Regions from separate parts of the Homo sapiens genome. Here region 1 is linked to region 2. The links are chromatin loops, found by intact Hi-C in ENCODE. Cell type or tissue: dorsolateral prefrontal cortex. All regions are shown on one strand. Each heading gives the region's core, and the rest is flanking DNA. Links, peaks and the distances in the headings are about the cores only. Region 1 overlaps CDH20 (cadherin 20). Region 2 has its middle 240 kb from the start of CDH20.

Region 1 (8,485 bases), core at 274-8,273, 410 kb before region 2:
AGGGAATTGGATTTCATGATCTCTTTCCATTTACTTCCAAAGTTGTTGATGGATTACACTTTGCTGTTGCAGAACTTTTGGGAAAAACAAGCATCTGCCTACAGTTTTCCTCATCCCAATAAAGCTATGTTATATGTTTAAACATCTACATACAATTTCTACATGATACATTATATTATAAATAAATAGCTTGAGATCTTGATGTTTCATTATATTTGGTTCTATTAAAGGTGGCTTAGCTTATTCAATGTAAAATAGTAGGTGTATCATTTTGTCAACATTCCACAATCAGTTATAGTAATATTTGTGAAAAAGAAGCAAAATGGAATTCCTACAATGAAGACTCATTAGATTAATTAGGCATAAGAGTATAGCCAAGATAGGTTTATGGAATATCAAGGTCATCTAAACTTAGTTTTAGCAAATAGATGGGGAACTATTTAATGAAGAGAGAATGCAAAGTTTTAAAAGGTCAAAAAAGAGGAAGCAGCGATAACGTGTGTAGAATGCATAGAGACACAGAGATTTAAACTTTTTTATATTTCTCTTTTGTCTTCCATGAAACATAATCCATGCTTCCACTCTATCCTGGAGTCTCCATTAAAACTATATTTTGAAAAAGTGACAACTTAAAATGTGTGCTTTAGAATGGTATTAAGATGTTGGCTTGAGGCTGGGTGTGGTGGCTCATGCCTGTAATATCAGCACCTTGGGAGCCTGAGGAAGGCAGATGATTTGAGCCCAGGAGTTCAAGACCAGCCTGGGCAACATGACAAAATCCCATCTCTATAAAAAATATAAAAATTAGCTGGGCATGGTGGTGTGCACCTGTAGTTCTGGCTATTCAGGAGCTGAGGTGGGAGGATTGCTTGAGCCTGGGGGTTGAGGCTACAGTGAGCTGTGATTGCACCACTGCAGTCCAGCCTGGGTGACAGAGCAAGACCCTGTCTCAAAAAAAAAAAAAAAAAAAAGATATTGGTTTCGGAGGCAAGACTAAAACCCCAGTAATCCTTGTATAGTGTTCTGCTATTGTGAAGCTGCCATGTTTGGGGTAACATGACTCCCGGCAATATGTCCGAATCCATCTACCTTTGAGCTATGTAATAACCTGAGCTATGTAATTAGCTGGTTCTACTGTCCCTTCTGCCTCCATCAGAGACACCTGTCTAGTGTCAAATGTAAAAAGCCAAGTAGTTCAAGGGTGTTCAAGAATTTATAGTCTATAGTGTGAGTAATATGAGCCCTTCATGAAGTAATGAAGATGGAACCCACAGAATCACCAAAGCAATACAAAGTCCATCCATGTGGCATTTCACAAACTGTTCTGTGATGCAGAATACGAATTCTGCACTGTTGGACCAAGCAACTTAGGAACTTAGTTACTTGCACCCTTTGTGAAATGCTTATCTAGTATCCTGCTTTTTCCATCATGAATGCTCATGGGGACTTTGTGTATTCCATTTGCATGTAAATATTTGAGATCTCCTGTGTTTACATAGATACAAGGGAAGGTTAGCTTGGTCTGGCTGATTCAAAATGCAACTATTCATCTGACAGTCTGGCTAGTCTGGCTAGACTCTTCCTCCTTTTAGTTTAGTTTTTCTTTTTTAAGCCCCGTTTCCCTAGCTAAGTGTTTCACCTGGAATTGCACTTCCTGCTCTCATTTCTCCCGCTGCTTCCTTCAGGCATCTGCTTCTCAAACTTACGTCTTCATTCCTGGGCTCTGTTCCACGTTCATAGCTCTATATTTCCACTTTCCTTAAGGACATTCAACCTGATTGTCCTGCTGTCACTTCATATTCAAATCTGAATTTGTCTCCCTCCTTCACTGCCACTCGTTCCATTATGCGTCCTCTATTTTTATTAGTAGTACAATCCTTCTCCCTGTCATCCAGAGTGAAAACGTCATTGTCATCTTTGACTCCACCCTCTGCCATGGTTCCCTTAGCCAGGAAATCAAGAGGCAGAAGTCCATGTTTCCTCATTTGTCCCATTCCACTCATCCTGCTATTTCCTTAAGTCCTTAGCAGTTCAAGTCTGGACCACTCTAAATGCCTCCTAACCGACTCCCCTGCTCCTAGTCTCTGCCCTTGCCAACCCCTCCTCTACATGGCTACCAAATTAGCCTTTCTTTATGTCTCCCTCTTGCTCAAAAACGTTTCTATGGCTTCCACTGGAGATACAGCACATTTGAAAGAGCAGGTTTTAATTTTAGGAGTCTTTGAACGTAAAGTGACAGTGAAAACTTATTTCCAGGCAGCAGTTTTTTTTTTCTTCCATTCAGGTTTTTACTCAAATGAGCTCCAGGATGGTAGAGACGTTGTTTTGTCTGTATACAGCTTTGTGTTCCATTCATAGAATAGTGCCTGGAATAAATATTTTTTGAATGAATAAGTAAATGAATGACTTCCCCTTCTGGAATGTTTTCTTTTCTGCCTATGTAAACCTGTTATATTCTTTAGCCCCCTGTTGAAATCTCATCCTTCTGTGGAGGCTTCATTCATCTCAGTTTGTGTGAAGGCATCATCTTGCACTGTTCAAGTGGCAGCAAATGCTACTACGGTTTAATTTTTCTTGTGTGTAGGATGTGTCCTCCCAAGTGGATTTGAAGCTTCACAAGGGCAGAGACAGGATTCCAAGCCTCCTGTGCCCTTCATGTCCAGGGGTCTCACCAAGCAAGTGCTTGGTACCTACTGGAGTGATTGGTGAAGATCGTCACATGGGCAGGTGTGTCCATCTACAGCTTTGGGTATCAGTGAATGCATTCTCAATGGATCAATATGGCCCCCTGGGGGCAAAAATAGGTTTCCAGGGCTGTGATGAAAAAAGTCTCAGCATTACTAGTTTGTGGCCCACTAAAGGTCAGTTCTACCCAACAAAACTTATTCCTTAGTATTGCATTTTATGTGGGGTGGGTGGGCGTGGCAATCAGGAAAGAAAGTCTAAAAAGATTCCACAGGGAGGAGAAAATGGAAAAATATGTTTGAGAAATCCTGGTTTAGTACTATGGGAAGCTGGAACACTGAAGGCAAATAGTTATGCGAGAATTGCATGATGAATGTAAGAAAGGAATCTATGGATAATTGAATTTAATGAGGAAACTCAAACTGGGCTTTCTCCCGCACCTCTGCAACGGGTGCGTCCCTCTGGGCCCGAGGTCTGTGCTCTCTTGGGTTAGGTACTCACTCTGGGGAAAGCGGGGTGGGTTATCATTGACATCTGAGAGGGTGATGTTGACTGTTGTGGTCCCAGCTAATCCTCCAAGCTGCCCTCCCATGTCCTTGGCTTGGATAATCACTTCGTAGTATTCTTTGGCTTCTCTGTCCATGTTCATGAGCGCTGTCCTAATTACACCTGGAGGATAGAAATGACTTTGTTTATAAAAATAAAACCACAGGTCCAGTTTTTAAAGATTGGTTTCTAGGTGTCTCCCTGGTGCACCATTAATGCCTAGAAGTGAGGTGCAAGTCACCTGTGCTTTTAAATTTGAGGTAAAAAAATCTCAGCTTCAAAAATGGGCTGTACTGAAACCAGTGGTGAATGAAAACTTTTATTCCAGCAGGAAGAGCTCAGAGGGCTGGTTTCTTCTGGCAACATTACTGAAAGTGAACAGGAGGTGGCAGCAATGTTTCTCTTACAGATCTGGGAAATTGTGGTCCAAGGCGATTTCAGACAGTGCTGTCTCACCAAGGAAAACTGGGGGCTTTGGGTCCAGAAAACAAAGCCTCATAAGTCTACAAATCTGTGAATTTAGATAATTCTCCCTCAGTTTCTTCAGCCCCTAGAGCCCTTGTAGTGTGAATGGCTCTTCTTTAGGTAACTCATTCCTGCTTTTTCTTGCTTCCCTACTACCTGTAAGCAGGGTTGGAATTCTAATTGGATTTTCCTGTTGTTACATATTCATTCTGTTTTGTGACATTCTTCTGTTTACCTCTGTGCTTTTAATTTTGTGAGCTAGGACATGAAAGATGCTCTGTGAGCTGTTTATTTTTACCATGCATAAGATATGAATTTCCCCAGAGAGCAAGCAGCAGATACGGTTTCATTTAAGAAGAGAGGCCTACACCAAATCCGTTGAAATGTGTTGTGATCCTGCCAAGCCTGTACAGTAATGTTTTGTCTCCCTTTTAACCCTGCAACTTAAAAAAGTTGACTTCTCTACACTGTAGGCAAAGATTAAAGGCTTACTTACTACAGCTTTACAACATGACTCTTGGCTAGATAGACCTTTTGCATGAAAATGGAAGGGACTGGGAACAATAATCCGTCCCCAGTTTACCCCTATAATGTATATATTGCATTGTAGTATAACATTCTCCAGTGATATATGCAGCATTTTCTTTTTTAAAAGGCCCCCCATGGGCACAGCTATAACTCTCTGTTCATGTATTTTTGACCTTAACACTACAGATGCCCCCCGGGAGCTGTCAAAATAATCTAAGACTCTTCTTAGGATATAAAGGACACATTACCCTCTTCCTCCCTGCATTTTTCCTCCCTGTGGGCACCCTTCCTCTCTTCATTCTCCCCCTTGCCCTTAGTAGAATTGTTAAAGTTACTGTTTTATAGAAGTCTCTAACTGCAATCTTTTTTCTTTCCTCCTCCTAATTTACACTCCCTTACTACTTTTATGATACAATTTTCTGAATGTCTGGTTTCCCTCAGGACTTCTGGGAAAAAAATTCGATCAGGTTGCTAATAATAGAAATGTATTTTTTCTTTTTCAAATAAAGAGGTGACTTTGAGTGTTCACCATTAACTTTATTCTGTGGCTGTAAGTTTCTTTACTCAAGTTCCTTGTTAATTACTCCTAGGTCCCATGTTTACCCTCATATAAAATGGAAGTAATAATACTTCCTATATCTTTTGCTAGTTTACAAGATTATTGGGAAGCTCAAATATGGCAATGTTTATGAAAGTATTAATAAGAGGGGAAGCCTGGCACAAGTATAAGATAATAATGATATCACAATAACTTTGCCAAGCTCAAACATATTAAATGAAATCTTTCATACATCCAAAGGTAAATTCTGTAGTCAAAGCTCTCGGGTAAGACAGAAATAAATAAGCAAACAAAACACCAAACTCCTGTTTGTCTTTTCTGCCGCATTGCTCCTCGCCCATTCAGTTCTCTCTGATGTCCTCCCTGTGAGAGCTTCCCAATCAGGACCTGCCTTTTGGGGGCCACATCCCACCTGGTCTTTCCTCCCTCATCAAAACCTGTCTGCCCCAGCAACCATTCATTTTGGACTTCTCTGCTGAGTGCACAGTGGTTGGTTCAATAGAAAGAACATCAGACCACATGTCAAGAGACCTCTCTACACTAGATGAACTTTAGTAGCTCTCAATTTCCCAATTGCTTTATCTGATAAGCAAATGGTGATGGACTGGATGATTCCCCCAAGGCTCTTTCCAGTTTCACAATCAATGCTTCTAGTTCTCTAATGACCCAGGTGAATGTGTCAATCCTGTTGGGTCTTCATGGGGTTATAAAAGACCTTAGTCCCTGGGAATAAATATAACCATAGGATTTTTTGAAGGCTATTGGGGAGTTATTTTGTGTGTGTTTGCGCAGAGGGGCTTTTTGCCTCTCCAATCAGACACTGCTCACTGTCTATGCATAGTGCTGCTCTTACCTGTCAGGGCAGTGCTAGTTTGCTCTCTTAATCCTAAAGCTAAGAGCAGTCTTCTCTGGTTAATACACTCCCTGGAGAGTCCTTAAAAAGGAGAGTTGGGTCTGTCATAGCAGCAGTTATAAATTATCAGGGAATAAACACCTCTGACTCGACCCTTGTATCAGATACCTGTTTTAGAGTCCACAGAAAAATATGGCTGGCCCTGAAGAATGCTGTACACCACCCTGGCACTGTTGCCGTAGGTCGGGTCATCTGCATCTGTGGCTGTCACTTGGATGACGGAGGTACCTGGGGAAGAGAAGAGGTAGAAACCTGTTCAAGTCTAATAGCTAAAGGCTGGATGCAATCCTGAGCGGTCCATCTTAAAGCATTTGCAAATGTGTTTGCTTCATTGGGAGAGTCCCCTTTCTAGGTCAAGCTTCCATAACTCTTATCTTGTACCTGTTTAGTAGGGATAAGAGTTATTTGTGCTTTAAATTCTGAATGACTGATAAGGACACAGCCTTTGGGCTCTTCATTGCTTTTTTTTTTTTTTTTTTTTTTTTTTTTTTTTTTTTTTTTTTTTTTTAAGATGGAGTCTCACTCTGTCGCCAGGCTGGAGTGCAGTGGCGTGATCTCAGCTCACTGAAATCTCCACCTCCCGGGTTCAAGTGATTCCCCTGCCTCAGCCTCCTGAGTAGCTGGGACTATAGGTGCGCACCACCACACCAGGCTAATTTTTTTGGTGTTTTAGTAGAGACAGGGTATTTAGTAGAGACGGGGTTTCACCATGTTGGCCAGGATCTCCTGACCTTGTGATCCACCTGCCTCAGCCTCCCAAAGTTCTAGGATTACAGGCGTGAGCCACCGCGCCTAACCCTATTGCTCTTTTGATAATAACAAAATATTTCTCCCTTATGAAACAAATCTGTCTAGCTAATATTTTGTTTTTAAAGAATCAGAACTAAAAAACATTAATAGGCTTATTATTATTACTTGCTCTGGTTGATTCCAATGTCTATATAGCTTCCTGCCAGCCAAAGGGCTTGGTCGTCATTTTTGGTTGCTTTATAATTGGTGAGCTTCTCCTCTCATGCTCTCCTGTTCTGAATATATGTGTATCTACATGTGTGTGTGCATGTGCATATGTGTGTGTGTGTGTATATATATAGGAGGTGCTATTTGTGAAAATCAGCGAGTCACCACCTTACCCACAGGGGACATTTCTGGCACAGTGGCCACATAAGGTCCGTCCAGGAACTTGGGCTCATTGTCATTGATGTCTTGAATTTTGATGATGAACTCTGACTCGGGCTCCATTGGCCTGCCCGTCCGCCTGTCTAGGGCTTGAGCCCTTAGAGTATACTGGGCTCTTTCCTCTCGGTCGAGCCTCTGAATGGCGTGGATGTCTCCAGTGGTGTCGTCGATGGTAAACACGATGCCAGCACCTTCTCCCGAGAGGATGTATTTGATGGATCCGTCTCCCCTGTCCATATCTGAATGAAGCTGGGAGAGGAAAGCACCTAATTCTCATCATGAATGTCAACAGGTGTCAGAAAACACATTGATTTTCAGTTTGTTACAAACTTATAACCTCCCTTTACATAAGGAGATTTTTCAAATGTTTAATAAGTTTGTCGACAAAGAACTAGTATGCATTGGACACGATTGTATCAAGGAGTGGGTGTAGGTTGATTAAGTAAAATTTTCCATGTCCCATTCTGTATCCTGAACTTACCATTATTTAAACAAAATTCTTCTCCCTGATAAGTATGGAAAACAGGAACTCTGGAAAGTGAAGATCCCCAATGTTAGAATAAGAACAAATTTAATAAGGAGGATTCCTGCCTTTCCACTTAAGAAAAATAAAAATAAAATGGATAAGCCTAAACGTGTTAAAATGAAGAAATTGCCGTAAGTTTTGGAGTATCAAACAGTTTTATGACAATTCAAGTTGGCTGATAAGCTGATGGAAGTAGTTTATAAAAAGGTTAAGGGCACTGCAGTGAGAAAAGTGAATGACCTCCGTGGATTCTTCCTCCCATTCTGTGATCCTAGTTCTGTAGTTTCATTCGGTAGGACTGGGCTTGTGTTTCAGGTGTCAAATGGAATTTAACTGCTGGTTATGATTCTTTACATCGGTGTGTGTCTCCTTTAGATGGGACTGGTTCTTGGGTTCATAACTGAGTCACTTAAATCTATATGTGGATGGTTGAGTTAGGGACATGCTTTTATCTGACCATGCAGCTATATTTGCTCTCAGAATCCTTTTTTTTTTTTTTTTTTTTTTTTGAGACAGAGTTTCGCCCTGTCACCCAGGCTGGAGTGCAGTGGCATGATTTTAGCTCACTGCAACCTCCACCTCCCAGGTTGAAGCGATTCTCCTGCCTCAGGCTCCCAAGTAGCTGGGACTACAGGCATGCACCACAATGCCTGGCTAGTTTTTATATTTTTAGTAGAGTGGGGGTTTGGCCACGTTGGTCAGGCTGGTCTTGAACTCCTGACCTCAGGTGATCTACCTGCCTCGGCCTCCCAAAGTGCTGGGATTATAGGTGTGAGTCACCACGCCCAGCCAGAATACTTTTAATAACTCTCAAAAGGAGTCCAGGAGTACTATATTTTTAAAATCTCAGGCCTATAAACATATTTCTGCATCTGTAATATCTAATTAATTGCAGATAGTATGTATGGGTGGCAAGAACCCTGTAATTTTGAGCAACCCTATAGGTAATGGTCTCTTTCTAAAGGTGGTAACAAAACAGTTAGTTAAATTTAGTCAGCCACTCCATTGTTGCCTGGGTTGTTAGCACTTTGCATAGTCCAGGGTGAAGTTCATGAGATTATTTGATAAAACAGCCAGGATTAGGCTT
Region 2 (8,485 bases), core at 200-8,199:
CCCAAAACTTCATCCTTAGCATTAGGACTTTTAAAAAGTTACCTGGTTGATAAATATTTTTAGGCTTCTGTTATCTTCAACTTACAATACAAGATAAATAAGAGAATTCCAATATATTTTTCTCAATATGGAATTGATGCAGTCTAAAATGTGAAAAACAAAAATATGGCGCTCCAGGAGGAATTCACCTTTCAGACAGGGTGCTCTTCAGATCAACATTATGAATTTATTTTATTATTCTTGTTGTTGTAAGTAAACAGGCCGTCTGTTATTATAAGCAAAGAATAGGGCAGGTCTCAAAATAAGGAAGACTTAGAAGCTAGTGGTTTTTCAACTTTATCAGTGCTCCAATGTTACGATGTTGACGTAGATTTAGTTAGTTAGTATATGTTGGAGTTTTAAAATGTCTCTTTCGGTCAGGCGCGGTGTCTCGCACCTGTAATCCCAGCAGTTTGGGAGGGTGAGGTGGGTGGATCATTTGAGGTCAGGAGTTCAAGACCAGCCTGGCCAACATGGTGAAATCCAAGTCCTACTAAAAATACAAAAATTAGCTGGACATGGTGGTGCTTGCTTGTAATGCCAGCTATTCAGGAGGCTGAGGCACAAGAATTGCTTGAACCCGGGAGGCAGAGGTTGCAGTAAGCCGTGATCATGGCACTGCACTCCAGCCCGGGTAAGAGAGTGAGACTCTGTCTCCCATCAATCAATCAATCAATCAGTAAAATTAAAACAAACAAAATGTCTCTTTCTTTTTCTTTTCCCTTTGGGTTCCACTTCCGTTGGAGCATATTTGTACAGATGGCAGTGATTCCAACAAATGTGGCCTTTGATTTTTGTTGAGGAAAATAGGAGTTACTAGGTTCAACTTAAAAGGACCTCTACAAGATCTAAGAATTAAAGAAGGGAGAGCAATGTAATAACCACAATAAAATGGTGCAAAGAAGGTTTCTAAATACCCAGACAGTCCATATTTTTGTCCATAATATACTCCGGTAAAAGTATGTTATCTCAGACTTATAAGGAAGTGTTTAATGGCCAATAAACTCTAGAGCATGATGTTTAAACCTATGACCGATGAACCCCCTGAGACTACATTAATTGTGTTGTTGCTGCTGTGGTCTTGTTGTTGCTGTGGCCTTGTTTAAACATTATTGAATTCTGTGGGTTTGTCAGATTCTTAAGAATCTAATCTGTGACTCCAAAATGGTAAAGGACCAGGACCAAGGTTTGTGTCAAGAGAAATTTTAAAATATTTCATTAGTTAAAAATATTTTTAACTAATACAAGTGAAAGTATAACTTATCAAAAATTGTGGGATGTAGCAAAAACAGTGATCAGAGGGAAGTTTATAGCATTGAACACATATATTAGAAAAGAAGAAAGACCCAAAATAAATAATTTAAGCTTTCATGTTATGAAACCAGAAAAAGAAGAACAAATTAAATTCAAAGTATGCAGAAGAAAGGAAATAATTAATAGTACATCAGAAATCAATCAAATTGAAAATAGGAAATCAATAGAGAAAATAAATAAAACCAAAGCTGGTTATTTGAATATCAATAAAATCAATAAGACTCTAGTGAGGCTAACTAGGAAAAGGAGACAGAAGACACACATTACTAGTATACAAATGAAAAATGAAACAGAGGTCATTACTACAGATCCCATGGATGTTAAATGGATAATAAAGGAATATTATGAGCAACTCTATGCCCACAAATTTGATAACCTAGATAAAATGGAAAGAGTTCTTGAATGACGCAGTGTGCCCCTTACAAAACTCAGAGAAGAAGAAATAAGCAATATGAATAGGCCTACATCTATTAAAGAAATTGAATCAATAATTAATAACCTTTCAAAATGGAAAGCAACAGGACCCTACATACTCAATGGTGAATTCCACCAGACATTTCAGGAAGAAAATCTATCAGTGCTCTATAATCTCTTTGAGAAGATAGAAGCAGAGTTAATATTTGCTAACTCATTATATTAGGCCAGCATTACCCTGATACCAAAACAGACAAAGACAAAGGTGTTACAATAAAATAACACTACAGACCACTATCTCTCATGAATATAGATGTCAAATCCTCAACAAAATATTAGCAAACAGAATTCAACAATGTATAAAAACAATATATACTATGAGTAAAATTTATCTCAGGCATGCAAAGCTGGTTTAACATTAGAAAACTAATTAATATAACCCTTCACATCAACAGCTTAAAGAAGTTAAATCACGTGATCATGTCAATAGACACAAAAAAGCATTTGACAAAATCTAACACTCATTTATGATAAAATTTTTCAGTATATTTCAAATAAAAGGGAACTCATCAACTTGATAAAGGATATCTATATAAAATTTACAGCTAACATGCTTAGTGGTTACATGTATATGGTCAACTGTTCTTTGACAAAGAAATAAAGGCGATGCAGTGAAGCAAAGACAGTCTTTTCAACAAATAGTGCTGAAAAAAACAGTATATCCATATGCAAAAAAAAAGAATGTAAACACAGAACTTAAATCCCTCACAAAAGTTAGCTCAAAATTGATTGCAGACCTAAATGTAAAATGCAAAACTATAAAAATCCCAGGAGATAACATAGGACAAAATCTAGACGACCTTGATTTTGGCAATAGCTTATAGATATGACATCAAAGACACAACCCATGAATGAAAGAATTGGTAAGCAAGATTTAATTAAAATTAACATTTTCTGTTTTGCAAGAGACACTGTCAAGAGAATGAAAAGACAATACACAGACTTGGAGAAAATGTTTGAAAAACCCTATCTAATAAGGGACTGTATCCAAAATATACTAAGTAGTCTTAAAACTCAACAATAAGAAAACAAACAACCTGCTTAAAAAATGGTCCAAAGATGTTAAAAAAAAATACCTCACCAAAGAAGATAAACATATGGCAAAAAAAAAATAAGAAAAAATGCTTCACATCGTATGTCATCAGGGAAATGCAAATTAAATCAACAATAAGATATGGCCTATTAGAATGGGAAAATTGAAAACATTGACAACATCAAATGTTGGCGAGAATGTGGAGCATCAAGAACTCTTATTCGTCACTGGTGGAAATGAAAAATGACACGGTCACTTTTGAAAACAGTTTGGCAGTTTCTTACAAAACTAGCATACTCTTGCCAAAAGATCCAGTAATCATACTCCTTGGTGTTTATGCCAAGAAGTTGAAAACATGTCTACACAAAAACCTGCACATAAATATTTATAGCAGCTTTATTCATAATTGCCAAAAATTGGAAGCAACCAAGGTGTCCTTCAGCACGTGAATGAATAAATAAACTGTGATACATCCAAACAATCAATGTTATTTAGTGTTAAAAAGAAATGAGCAACCAAGCCATAAAAATATATGGAGTAAACTTAATAATGCGTATTACTAAGTGAAAGAAGTCAACGTGAAAAGGCTAGATACTGTATGATTCCAACTATATGACGTCCTGGAAAAACTGTGGAGAGGGTAAAAAGATCAGTGGTTGTCAGGGGTTGGCGGAAAGGAAAGATGAATAGGCTGAGAACAGAGGATTTTCAGGGCAGTGAAAATACTCTGTATGATGCTAGACTGGTGCATACATGTCATTATACATTTGTCCAGACCCATAGAATGTACACCACCACGAGCAAACCCTAATGTAAACCATGGACTTTGGGTAATTGTGATGTGTCAGTGTAGATGCATCAATTGTAACAAATCTAGCACTTTGGTTGGGGATGTTGATAATGGGGGAAGCTGTACATGTAGGAGGGTAGGGGATAGATGAGATATCCCCATACCAACCTTTCAATTTCGTTATGAACTACTCTAAAAAATAGCATTTTTAAAAAAAACAAGTTTATTCTATCTCATCACCTATTAGAAAATCCACTTTGGGGTAATTTAAGTGCTATTCTATACTAATATACTATATCAATGACATTCTGGTGTAGACTACAAGAAACTTCTAAAGAAGAGACAGAAGAGTATCAGCACTAATCTGTTAAGTCACTCTTGTATAGTTCCTTTCCCTTTATATTTAAGCAGTGTGTATGGTGGAGATGGTGGTGAGGCAGCAGGTAGGGTAATACCAAGATAACATATGGATGAAAAAATGTTACATAGTGTAATGAGAATTAGCTTTAAAAGGGCAATTGTTTCTATTTTAAATGTCTATTAAAAGTAAGTCACATAAGTTATGGTTTTTAATATGTGATATTTATTTAAATGTTGTCTAAGAGGAGGGTTATAGTATATTGGAGGTGCTAAAGAAACTCTCTAATATGTTAGAATATTAGTTTCAAATCCTGACTTAAACACTGAGTAGCTCTGAAGCCTACATTTATTTTCTTTCTTTCCCTTCCTTCTTTCTTCCTTCTTATTTCTCCTCATTCTTTCTTTTTCTTTCCTCTGACAGGATCTTACTCTGTCTTCCAGGCTGGAGTGCAGTGGTGCAAACATAGCTCACTGCAGCCTCAAACTCCCAGGCTCAAACCATCCTCCCATCTCAGCCTCCCTAGTAGCTGGGACCCAGACATATGCTATTTTTCATATTATTTTTCATATTATTTGTAGAGACGAAGGTCTCCCTATGTTGCCCAGGCTGATCTTTAACTTCTGGGGAAACCTGAATTTCATAATCCCTCTGCACCAAGACTTCCTTAGCTGGAGAGTAGGGAGTATGGAGTTATTGTGCGGGCTGACTAAACATTTTCTGAGAATGAGGCACCTTCACCTCATTATTTAATTCTGAATGTCAAATGTCATTACTTGAATCTGAAACTGATACACACACACACACACACACACACACACACACACACACACACACTCTCTCTCTCTCTCTCTCTCTCTCTCTCTCTCTCTCTCCATCTTATTTGGATCTAAGCCAAAACTGAGAATGTGGGCCATCTGCTGGTGACTTTTGGAACTTCAGACACATGTTTCCCAGGCCTTCACGTTTGAGGGGATAGGTAAGCATCTATGTAGAATGTCAGAATTGTGGGTAACCTTAGAGATTATCCCATGTAGCCTTCATTTTTATAGTGATTTGCACATGTTGGCTTTTAGCCGGTTGCAGAACCAAGACATGAACCCAAGTTGTCTGACTCCGAGTTGTGTGTAGACCTAAAGCATCAGGGGCAGCGGAGGATTGCTGTCACAAAGTGGGAGAGTTTCAGACAAGGAAGGACAGATTTGGAACACTGGGAGAGAAAACGTTTTCTCCGCTCCACACTTGGGCGGCTGCACTATGTGTGGAGAATATTGGCCTGTGAGTCAAGGTAACCACAGAAAAATGGTACATAATGGATTTTATCATTGCACCCTATATCTTCTCCACTCCAATAAGTCTCCCCTTCCTGCCAACCCTCATGCTTATCTTGTCAGATGCTCAGATACTAGCAGCTGCAAGTTTCTTCCTGAGTTTACCTATTATTCGCTTTCCTTTTATCATCAAAACTACTGGGAGGGTAGGCGATTATCTGATCAAATAATCTGATTATCCAATGGACAACATAATGATGTCCAGACTATGTACCAGGTGGAGGTGATGCAAGTGTGAAAATGACAGGTGAGAAACTTACAGTCTAGAGGAGAATCAGGCTAACAAGGAGTCACTCACCATAGACTGTGAAAAGTTGTTATAGGGAAACTGCTAATGAGGTTGAGCTTCTTTCAATATTTGTATGGGTTGTGTGAAATGCCTTCTGTAAACTATATGTTTAAAGGTTGCTTTGCTTTCTTTCTGGGGGTGAGGGGGCTGATTTTTAATGATGTTTTTGTCTTCATCTTGCTAATTTATGTAATTTCATAATGTTTTCTGGATACTAGTTTTTTGTTGTTGTTGTAGTGGACTCAGTGGTGGCCCCCCAAAAGGTGTCCACCTGGACCTTGTAAATATGATCTGATTGCAGTTATAATTAAATTAAGGATCCAAAGATAAGATTATAGGGTAGGCCCCAAATATAATAGTGAGTTTCCTTATAAAATAAGAGGGAAAGACATAAGAGAGAGACCAGGTGAGGATGTAGGCAGAGATGAGAGTTATGCCACTATGAGCCAAGGAGAGCCTGGAGCCTCCAGAAATTGGAAAGGCAAGAAATAATTCTTGGGAGAATCCTTCTCAAAGTCTCTTGGGGGAGACTGGCTCTGCTGAAACCTTGATTTCAGACACCTGTCCTCCAGAAGTGAGAATAAATGACAGGTGTCATTATAAGACAGCCATGTGAAGACAGAGCTACACAGGGAGGCACATAGGGAGAATGTGTTTACAGGGGCAGATAGTAGAGAGATGAATCTACAGGCCAAGGAATATTGACAGCCACAGAGAGCTAGGAGAGAGGCAGGAAAGGATTATTTCTTCACCAACATCTTCCTAATTCTTCATTTGCATGTGCTCAATTCTAAAAAAGCATTGTCCAGGAGGATGCTTCATGAAGAGGTGGCACACAAGTTGGATATTTACTACTATGAGAAAATAAAAGAAGCATGAAAACTCTTGGGAGCATACATTTATAGTAGCCAAAAATACAGCCAGATTCGATCAAACTGAGGATGTACATGCTGAAGCCACTGCCAAATTCTTAATTTTAGTGCAAGTTTATCATCACTTAGAGATGTAGTTTGAACCCTCAGCATGTTGTCTCAAGAAGATTTTTTGCTGGCCAGTTTCAAATATTTGGCATCTCGTATCAGCAGGACTATACTGAATAGGCATGAGACACAATTCCTCAAGTCAAAGCTAAAGAATGTTATTAGGCCATTCTTGCATTGCTATAAAGAAATAGCTGAGACTGGGTAATTTATAAAGAAAATAGGTTTAATTGGCTCATGGTTCTGCAGATTGTACAGGAAGCATGACAGTGGGCACCTGCTTGGCTTCTGGAGAGGTCTCAGAGAGATTCACTCATGACAGATGGTGAAGTGGGAGAAGGCACATCACATGGCGAAAGCAGGAGCAAGAGAGAAAGTAGGCGGGTAGAGATGCCACACTTTTAAATAACCAGATCTTGGGAGAACTCACTCACATTAGCAAAGACAGCACCAAGCCATGAGGAATCTGCCCCCTTGACCCAAACAATTCCCACCAGGCCTCATCTGCGACACTGCGTCTTACAATTCAACATGAGATTTGGTGGGGACACAGATCCAAACCATATCAGTGATTGTATTTTTAAAGAACATTTCAGTTCCTTTTGTATATCTCCAATGAAAAAAAAGATGATATTCATATAGTTCTGTTCCCCAAAAAAGACACTTTTAAAAGCTGTTGGCATTGTGCATTGCTACTTAAATCAGAGACAAAGTGAGCAAATTCCATGAGGTAGTCATGGTGAAAATATTCAATTTTATGGTTTGTCACAGATTAATAAGCAAATAATATCAAGGCTCTGCAAACCCTTTTTCAATAACTTGAGTGATTATCAAAGATTACACAGGGCATGTGTAGCAAAAGAACAAAAACTAATAAATATGAACATCAATCTGTGAGCTGTGCCTCATTAATTATTTACACACCAGTGAAACTGAAGTAAAGCAAGAAATATTCATCATATAACTAGGGACCTGTGTAGAGAAGTTGTTAAAATATTATTTTTCATTAGTAATTTAAGAAAATAAATGGAATAGCTATTTCACTAAAGTGAATTGGCATTGCCTGGATTTGACACTTAAAATTCTGTTGTGTAGTGAAGAATTAACCTTACCCAGAGAGAGGTCTGGCTTTTGTCCTCAGCTACTGAGAGGTGATCCCTGGGTTCCTCAAATATCCTGTCTGATGGGAGTATCTTTTTTTGCCTAAGGGCTTTGTTCACTGGACAGATTAACAGTGTGATTTATGATGGGGCTTTGAGGCAGGGTGTATCAATTCCCATCTCTGGAGGAACTGGAGACTAAGTTCCAACCTCTGGAAGGACTGAGTACTTGTCTGTCATTTGGGGAGTATGGGATTAGCCCAATAAAGCCTATGGTCAGCAAAGGCTCCAGTGAGCTTCCCTGGTTGGCCATATCCCATGTACATTGTCACATCATGGCCAGGAGGAGGTAGCACTGTTTCTGGTTCCAGAGGAGAGGACAACTGGGATTTCTGGTAATAGGACTCCTCCTGGACTATCTGCCTTGTGTGTCTCTTCCCTTGGCTGTTTTAAAACTATTTCCTTGTAATAAACTGTAACCATGAGGATAACAGATTTCAGTGATGTTTATAAGTTCTAGTGGATTACTAAACACCACCCCCTCCCCACCCCACCAAACTTATAATTGGTGTCAGAAGTGAAGGCATTCTTGTGAGGACTGTTTTCTCAGACTCTTCAGTTTGATAAACTCTGGGTAACTGTCTAAGGCCAGATAAATAATGGTAAAATAACTAGAAAAACAAGACAAAAATCCAATACAAGCACAAGATAAATGAAAAGTGTATGTCTGTATATGTATGTTAACATATACCTACTTTGTACAATTGTCATTTTTTT

Evidence for each region. Hi-C counts contacts between places; a loop is a spot of excess contacts. Peaks named below come from ENCODE experiments on the same cell type or tissue, not always from the same donor. Only the 100,000 strongest peaks of a DNase experiment are listed, where the experiment ranks them.
Region 1: a loop joins it to region 2, with 6 times the contacts of the local background. A loop is called at or near these places in 37 of 110 quality-filtered maps.

The regions. Positions count from the first base shown.
Region 1 is chr18:61,497,822-61,506,306 of GRCh38, reverse strand. It overlaps CDH20 (cadherin 20), which reads right to left. Exons shown (of 12, transcript NM_031891.4): 3 at 6,827-7,121; 4 at 5,805-5,924; 5 at 3,187-3,354. Among named protein-coding and RNA genes, the nearest start is that of CDH20, 170 kb to the right of the region's middle. In dorsolateral prefrontal cortex, for the core only: CTCF peaks have their summits at 3,419 and 3,621 (motif pointing right); a DNase peak (open chromatin) is centred at 3,646; H3K27ac peaks cover 1,354 bases.
Region 2 is chr18:61,085,326-61,093,810 of GRCh38, reverse strand. No RefSeq gene overlaps it. Among named protein-coding and RNA genes, the nearest start is that of CDH20, 240 kb to the left of the region's middle. In dorsolateral prefrontal cortex, for the core only: a CTCF peak has its summit at 4,935 (motif pointing left); a DNase peak (open chromatin) is centred at 6,950; H3K27ac peaks cover 611 bases.